Linked DNA regions of Homo sapiens: region 1 is linked to region 2. The links are chromatin contacts, found by Hi-C or POLR2A ChIA-PET in ENCODE. All regions are on one chromosome and are shown on one strand. Each heading gives the region's core, a stretch centred on a gene start or an enhancer-like site at or near the end of the contact. The rest is flanking DNA. Distances are from core to core; before and after follow the strand shown.

Region 1 (3,736 bases), core at 277-2,776, 62 kb after region 2:
AGACCTGAGAAACCACAGCATCAGTTTTGGGTCAATGCACAGTGGAAGTACAGGGTGCTGTTGTGATGGACAGATTTGAACCGCAGCATCCTGGGGGCAGCGTTATAGTGAGAGGGAGAGAAAACAGAAGCACCAAGGATTTTAGCAAGTTATCAGGCTAAACTGAGGAAAACAGCACCCCCTCCTGCTACAACCATAGATGGACATGACATTGTAAACCCATCAAAATACCCAGCAAGGGCTGGATGTGGTGGCTCACATCTGTAATCCCAGCATTTTGGGAGGCTGAGATGGGTGGATCACCTAAGGTCAGGAGTTTGAGACCAGCCTGACCAACCTGGTGAAACCCTGCCTCTACTAAATATAAAAAATTAGCCAGGGGTGGTGGTACATGCCTGTAATCCCAGCTACTTGGGAGACTGAGGCAGGAGAATGGCTTGAACTCAGGAAGCAGAGGTTGCAGTGAGCCAAACTCGTGCCATGGCACTCCAGCCTGGGCAACAAGAGCAAAACTCTGTCTCAAAAAACAAAACAAAAAAAACCAGAAAAGCCTGAAAGTCAGTGAAGGAACTCCTCAGGGGCCAGAGATGACAGCCAGGCTGTAGTGGTGGTATGTAAGTTTCAGAGATCTGATTATGGGCCAGGAGACTGCAGTATGGGGTTCAAACACAGAAATGGGAAGTGAATTCAGGCTCGCAAAAGGCAGAGAACTGGGGCAACTCTCCCTAAAATCTAGAGCAGTGGCTCTCCTTAGGTTAGTACTGTCAGAGGCATTTGAACCAGAGTGACCCCATCTTGAATAAGGGCTGGGTAAAATAAGACTGAGACTTACTGGGTTGCATGACCAGGAAGTTAGGCATTCTTAGTCACAGGGTGAGATGGAAGATCTGCGCAAGATACAGGTCACAAAAGCCCCGTTGACAAAACAAGATGCAGTAAAGAAGCCAGCCTAAAGCCACCAAAACCAAGGTGGTGATGAAAGTGACATTTGGGCATCCTCCCTGCTCATTATATGCTAATTCGAATGCATTAGCATGCTAAGAGACACTCCCACCAGTGCCACGACAGCTTACAGACGTCATGGCAATGTCCAGAAGTTACCCTATGTGGTCTAAAAAAGGGAGGAACCCTCAGTTCTGGGAACTCCGCACCCCTTTCCCAGAAGACACATGAATAATCTACTCCTTGTTTAGCACATAATCAAGAGAGAACTGTCAGTATACTCAGTCACGCAGCCCATACCACTGCTCTGCCTATGAAGTAGCCATTCTTTTGTTTCTTTACTTTTCTAATAAACTTGCTTTCACTTTACTCTGTGGACTCCCACTGAATTCTTTCTTGCGTGAGATCCAAGAACTCTCTCTTGGGGTCTTGACTGGGAGCCCTTTCCATTAACAGTACTGCCTCCTAGGGGGACATTTGGGGAGGTGGGGGTGGGCGTGTTTTTTATGTTTCTGTTATGATGGCAGGAGGCACCAGTAGCATTTAGTTGGTAGGAGCCAGGATACCAGACATCTGGTAATGCCCAGGGCAGTCTGACTCAAACAAAAAACTCCTGCCAGCCTGTGCAGAGTTCAAATGCCCGCTGAGAATTTGCATAGGCAAAAAAATCCATTCATTACTCTAAGCCTATTGCTATCTAGGTGAACTCTTCTACACATAAACGTAAGACTTTTTTTTTTTCACTTTTAATACACACTAAAATTTTCAGAAATTTCAATACGATGAAAATCAAGGCAAGCTGGTACTTTATATGTTTGGGACCACAGGAAGAGTGGTTCACTATCTTGGAAAATCACGTTACCCATGGCAACACCGGTCCTGGTGTTTGCATCACCCTATCTGCCCCCATTTCCGCCTGTGTTCGTAGTTGTCACAGCTGTGGTGATTCTACACTCAGGTTCATGCATTTTATTATTCCATTAAGTCTCATTGTGCCTCAGCAGTTACTCGCCCTGATGCCCTGATACCGCGTATGTGAGTTAGGAACCATGGGTCTCTGGTGGATGAAAAATACATATGATAATAAATTAGTTTTCAATTTTTAATATAACATGGCATTTTTAAATAGTTACGAGTAGGTTCTATTAGCTGTGATTTTCATTTCAAAACAGTAAGGAAGATATTACAAATTGTTTACTAGAAAAACAGCCATTGGATCAGGTCAGATTGAAAGTCATTGGCCTGGCATCTCCAAGAGCTGTCCCATCCATTGCAGAGGAAAGGGAAAGATTCTGCCAGCCAGCCTGGGGGAACTGCAAGGAGGCTGTCTGTCTATTGTCTGTCTGAGTCCTCTGGATGCAAGAGAAGAAAAATGTCACCTGTGAATAAATCAACCCCTGATCACTGGTGGCCTCTGCAGGGTAGAGGTTCCACAGTCTGGGAAATGAACACAGCCACTGTTGAATGAAGTCAAAAAGTCACGGTCAGCAAGCTGGGAACAGAGAGAGGCAGGTAGACTTGGTAACCACAGAGCTTAGTGACCCTCCATGGGGCTGTCAGCGTGCTGGAAGAGTTGGAGAGGCAGGGAGCTCTCTCATAGAAACTTCTTGGCAGCCCTGTAGTCATCCAACAGAGAATTTCAAAAGCTCAGGGGAAAGGCACAGAAATCAGTAATTCATGATAACCCAACCCTGGGATGCAAAAGAAGTTGTAGTTATAAATTCACTTCCTAGTAAGGGGGCAGGTTGCGAGGTTCACTAATCCTCATTTGCTTCATCTGCAGAAGAGGCAAAAGAACATCAACTTTGTCAAGACCGGAGACTCTTGACTGGAGGAGACTTTCCCAAGGACATTCTGTCATGTCTGGAGATATTGTTGATTACTGCGGAGATGGGGGTGGAGGGGTTGCTACTGACATCTGGAGAGGAGAGGCCAGGGATGTCGCTGAACACCCTACAATGCACAGGACAGACCCACAATAAAGAATTCTTTGTTTCCCAAATGTCAGGAGGGCTGACATTGAGAAAGCCTGGAGGAAAGAACAAAGGTCATGAAATGATGCTTAAAAAGAGCTGGCATGACTCCTGGCTCCTTATGGGGGCTCAGGAAATATGACTGCCCTGCTGGAGTCTAAGCATCCACGGGTGTTGCTATTTTCAGACCTGGAAGTAAGGGAACACCGTCACCATTGATTGCATTAATTGCTACAGATATCATCACCATTGTCCTTGTTGTGATTATTACTAATGGCTGGTATTTACTGAGACCTTGCTTAGTGAGGTCCTGTTCTCTGTGCTTTTCATGTTGTGATTCACAACTCTGTGAGGTATATGAGGTAGTTCTTATTATTACCTTTATTTTGCATAGAAGGTAGTTGAGTGCCTATATAAGAGGAGCTGACCACAGGCAGTACACTCGTATGTCAACCATTTTCACAGGGTCTTTTATTTGTAATCAATCAATTAATTAATTTTCCATTAGTGAGTATAGTTGACAAATACAATTGTATAAGTTTAGGTGTTTGGTACAATGATTTGATATACATTGTGAAATGATTATCACAATTAAGATAGTTAACACAGCTGTCACCTCACTTACATTTTTTTCTTTGGCAAGAACATTTAAGATCTACCCCTTAAGCAAATTTCAAGCATACGATACGGTGTTGTTAACTATAGTCACCATGCTGTACATGAAATCCCCAGAACTTATTCATCTTTCCACTAAAACTTTGTACCCTTTGACCAACATCTCCCTGTTTTCTTCTCCCCCGATTCCTGCCAACCACTCTTCT
Region 2 (3,963 bases), core at 974-3,473:
ATGCACTGTGTGAAGGGATCTAGCAAAGGGGCAGTTGGGGCTTAAAACTAGCCTTCGATTTGCTGACCTGGCAAGGCTTGGCTGTCATACAACCTGGGGTATCCCCAGCACCTAGCACAGTGCCTGACTCAGAGCAGGTCCCCAGGAATTGTGGATTGATTGACACTGTCTGGCTAGGTCCCAGCACCATCCATCATGAGACAGAAAAAAAAAAATCCGCTTCCCAGGCAGAGCAGCCTCCAAGGCCCACATGGCCCACGGCACCTCCTCATCAGCACGCACTTCATGCTGGCCAGCCATCAGCCAAGCTGCAATCTCAATAAATCAAGAGGCTGGGGCACCATTTCCCAGGGACCTGCCAGAGTGCCCCTGGGCGCCCAATGAGGCTGAGAGTTCTGCTGCCGGTCGTGGATCTTGAACTCTCAAAAGCAATTGGTGAAAAACACCAATGGATTGTGAAAGAAGTGATCACTCCTCCTTTCCTCTGTAGGTAGAGGTTGACAGTCAAATCTAGTTTCAAGGTCTCTGTCTCTTTGCGGTCCTAGGTAAATACGATCATCTCTCGAAACTTTCATTCCTCCATCTGTAAAATAGGTATGATACTCATCCCTACCATCCAATGTGTGGAGATCCACATAATGCTCTAATATACTAGGTTGGTGTGAAAGTAATTGCATTTTTTTCTCATAAAAGTGGCAAAACTGCAATTACTTTTGTGCCAACCTAATAGTACACGGCACAGTATATACAATGTGTAATATAGTACATAGTACATAGCAGATTATATATATAAATTATATATATACATATAAAAATAAACATACACACACACAGACACACACACGCACATATATATAATGAAGCCTCTTCCTTTAATGGCCCAAGATTGAGCCAAAAGGAAATACAGGGAATTAAACCATGAGGACAGAAATCTCCATCTAGGCTGTCTTGGTTGTTCTGCTCACATTCCCCTACCCAGGCTTGCAACCTCCCGTGAGGCTGTCTGAGCCTGGACACACCCCTAGAATCTTCATTGCCAACAAAAGAAGAGAAAGGGAATAAGGGGTATTTGTGTGGAATCTGAAAGAGACAAACACACTCCTTGTTCTTCTCAATACAGGTGTTTCCAAAGCTGCCAGAGAGACCCAGAGCTTAGAGTTGTGATGACACAAGGGTAGGTGATGTGGACAATGACCGGGGCCCCCAGCCAAAACCATCCCTGTTTATCTGTTCCACAGAATGGTGTTCAACATCAGTTCTTGTCTGGTGGAGGGGGAAGAGATTGTGCTAATGAATAAACATACAAAGTAGACAAATGTTTATCACTCCTTACTAGCATAAGATTCCATGCGTACAAAACCATATAAGCTGTCTATATGTGTGAGTACAGCTCTAGAAAGACAGAAATGATTGTATTGGATGCCAGCTTAAAGTTGGGAAATACCATTAGAAGAAATCGCAACTTGAGAATCTTGCATTTTATTGCCAAGTGTTTGGTTTTAACGAGAGTCTAAATGTGCTCACCCATTCACTCATCCCTCCCATAAATATTCCCTGTGGCCCATTATGAGTTTGACACTCTGCTAGGCTCTGGAAGACAGGCAGAATGATGGAAAGAATCATTTTCTAGAAATGACTAAATCCTAGTTAAAAAGGGGAAATATTTAAACTATTAGTGACAATATAATTTATGCATTCCGCTAGTACATGCGGAACAACTCCTGCATTTCAAGAATTATTCTAGACACGAGGGATACAGTAGCAAGCAAAATATAAAGATTTCTCTTTTCATGGAACTTGTGTTCTAGCGGGGGGAAAGTGCCCAATAAAAAAATAAGCGAATAAATGCATAATTCATACTAGCTAGTGATAAATGCTTTTATAGTAAAGCAGGTAAAAGATGAAGAGTGATGAGAAGGGGCTACTGTTTTAGATCAAGCAGCTGGGAAAAGTCATTTGGAAGAGGTGACATTTGGGCAAAGAGCTGAATCAAATGAGGCAGTAAGTCATAGCAGGTGGAAGGGAGGTGTATTCCAGGCAGAAGGGAGCAAGTGAGCGACAGCCCTGATGAGCAGGGTACCTGGAATATTCCAGAAGCAGTGGGAGAAATGAGTGCGGCTGAAGCCCAGGGAGCAGTGGAGAGATACTGGGGAGAGTGGTGAGGCCACATCATGTAACACAGCCTGCGTTGCTGAGCAGCCTTCAACAGGATGCAAGCCCTGACAACGAAAGAATAGTTAACTCAGAAAAAAACAAAACCAAAACTAAAACCCAGCTGCTACGGTAATGGAATTGGGCAAGCAAAACCGATAGTTCATGAAACACAGGAGCAAGACACCTGAGACCTGGCTCACCCAGCAAGGTGGCTGCAGAGCTGCTTAGACTTGGAGAAGCAGGGGATTCCCTGTTATTTCCAACTAATAGGAGGAGTCAGAGTGCAGAATGAAGATGTGCTCTGCTAGCCACCTCTAGAGAACATCTCTCCTCATTTTTGACTGCCCAGAACCTACCTATGCTGAGGGAATCCTCCTGGTCTCTGTTCCCACCTTTCTCTGCAGAAGCTGATACCAGTTTTCCCAGCTTCCCTTGCAGCTAGGGTAAAAGCACGTGACCTCATTTCCACCAATCAGCTTGCTTGCTCCAGCCTTCACCATGGAAGCTGGCATTTCCCTCAATGGTGGCTTTCCCTCTGGAGGCTCTAGGGGAGAATTCCTTCTTTGCTTCTTCATCTGCTGGTGGCTGCTGGCATTCCTTGAATTCTGGCTGCATCACTCTCATTGCTACCTGCATGGTCAGGCTTCCTTCTCTTCTCTATGTCTTCTCTTCTGATGGTATTAAGACTCTTTCTGTTTCACTTTTTAAAAAATCTCATTTTTATTTATTTTTTAAAATATTTACTTTTATTTCAATAGTTTTGGGGAAACGTGTAGTGTTTGGTTGCATGGAAAAGTTCTTTAGTGGTGGGCTGGGTGTGGTGGCTCACGCCTGTAATCTCAGCACTTCGGGAGGCTGAGGTGGGCAGATCACTTGAGGGGAAGAGTTCAAGACCAGCCTGGCCAACATGGTGAAACCCTATCTCTACTAAAAATACAAAAAAAAAAAAAAAATATCCAGGCGTGGTTGCATGCACCTGTAATCGCAGCTACTCAGGAGGCTGAGGCACTAGAATCACTTGAAACCCAGGAGGCAGAGGTTGCAGTAAGCTGAAATTGGGCCAGTGCACCCTAGCCTGGGTGACAGAGCAAGACTCTGTCTCCAAAAAAAAAAAAAAGAGAGAGAGAAAGAGAAAGAAAAGTTCTTAAGTAGTGATTTCTGAGATTTTTGTGCACCTGAGTAGTGTAACTGTAACCAGTGTGTAGTCTTTTATCCCTCACCCCCCTCCCCATGTACCCCCAAGTCCCCAAAGTCTACTGTATCATTTCTATGCTTTTGCATCCTCATAGCTTAGCTCCCACTTATGAGTAAGAACATACAATATTTGGTTTTCCATTCGCGAGTTACTTCATTTAAAATAATGGTCTCTAACTCCATCCAGATTGTCGTGAGTGCCATTATTTTGTCCCTCTTTATGGCTGAGTAGTATTCCACAGTATCTATATATACCACATTTTCTTTATCCACTTGTTGGTTGATGGGCATTTAGGCTGGTTTTATATTTTTGCAATTGTGAACTGTGCTGCTATAAACATGCATGTGCAAGTGTCTATTTCATATAATGACTTCTGCTTCGCTCTTAGGACACTTGTCATTGGATTCAGGGTTCACGTGGATAATCCAGAATGATTTCCTCATCTCAGGGCCTTTAAATTATTTCCATCTGTAAAGACCCCATTTGCCAAATAAAGCCACATTTACAGATTTCAGGGATTAGGACATGGTCATATCTTTTTGGAGGCCACCGTCCCATCCCCTATGCCACCTCCTAGAGATCTTATGAACTAACTAATACCTTTTTTTTTTTTT

The links. Hi-C counts contacts between places; a loop is a spot of excess contacts on that map. ChIA-PET counts read pairs that join two places held with the same protein, here RNA polymerase II (POLR2A). Pooled maps may share reads with other maps.
Region 1: a pooled map shows a loop between it and region 2 (4-fold over the local background). The contact joins two enhancer-like sites. A Hi-C loop is called at or near these places in 2 of 168 maps with a recorded cell type or tissue (PC-9 and sigmoid colon) and 4 of 50 pooled maps. POLR2A ChIA-PET finds 5 or more read pairs at or near these places in 4 of 52 experiments (GM12878, OCI-LY7, Panc1 and 1 more).

Annotation. Positions count from the first base shown.
Region 1 is chr16:17,590,350-17,594,085 of GRCh38, forward strand. No RefSeq gene overlaps it. Among named protein-coding and RNA genes, the nearest start is that of XYLT1, 120 kb to the left of the region's middle. Within about 2 kb of position 1,527, at least 3 of the 41 ENCODE cell types and tissues checked have a DNase peak (open chromatin) inside an H3K27ac peak, as active enhancers do.
Region 2 is chr16:17,527,913-17,531,875 of GRCh38, forward strand. No RefSeq gene overlaps it. Among named protein-coding and RNA genes, the nearest start is that of XYLT1, 59 kb to the left of the region's middle. RefSeq lists an enhancer at 2,395-2,514. Within about 2 kb of position 2,224, at least 4 of the 41 ENCODE cell types and tissues checked have a DNase peak (open chromatin) inside an H3K27ac peak, as active enhancers do.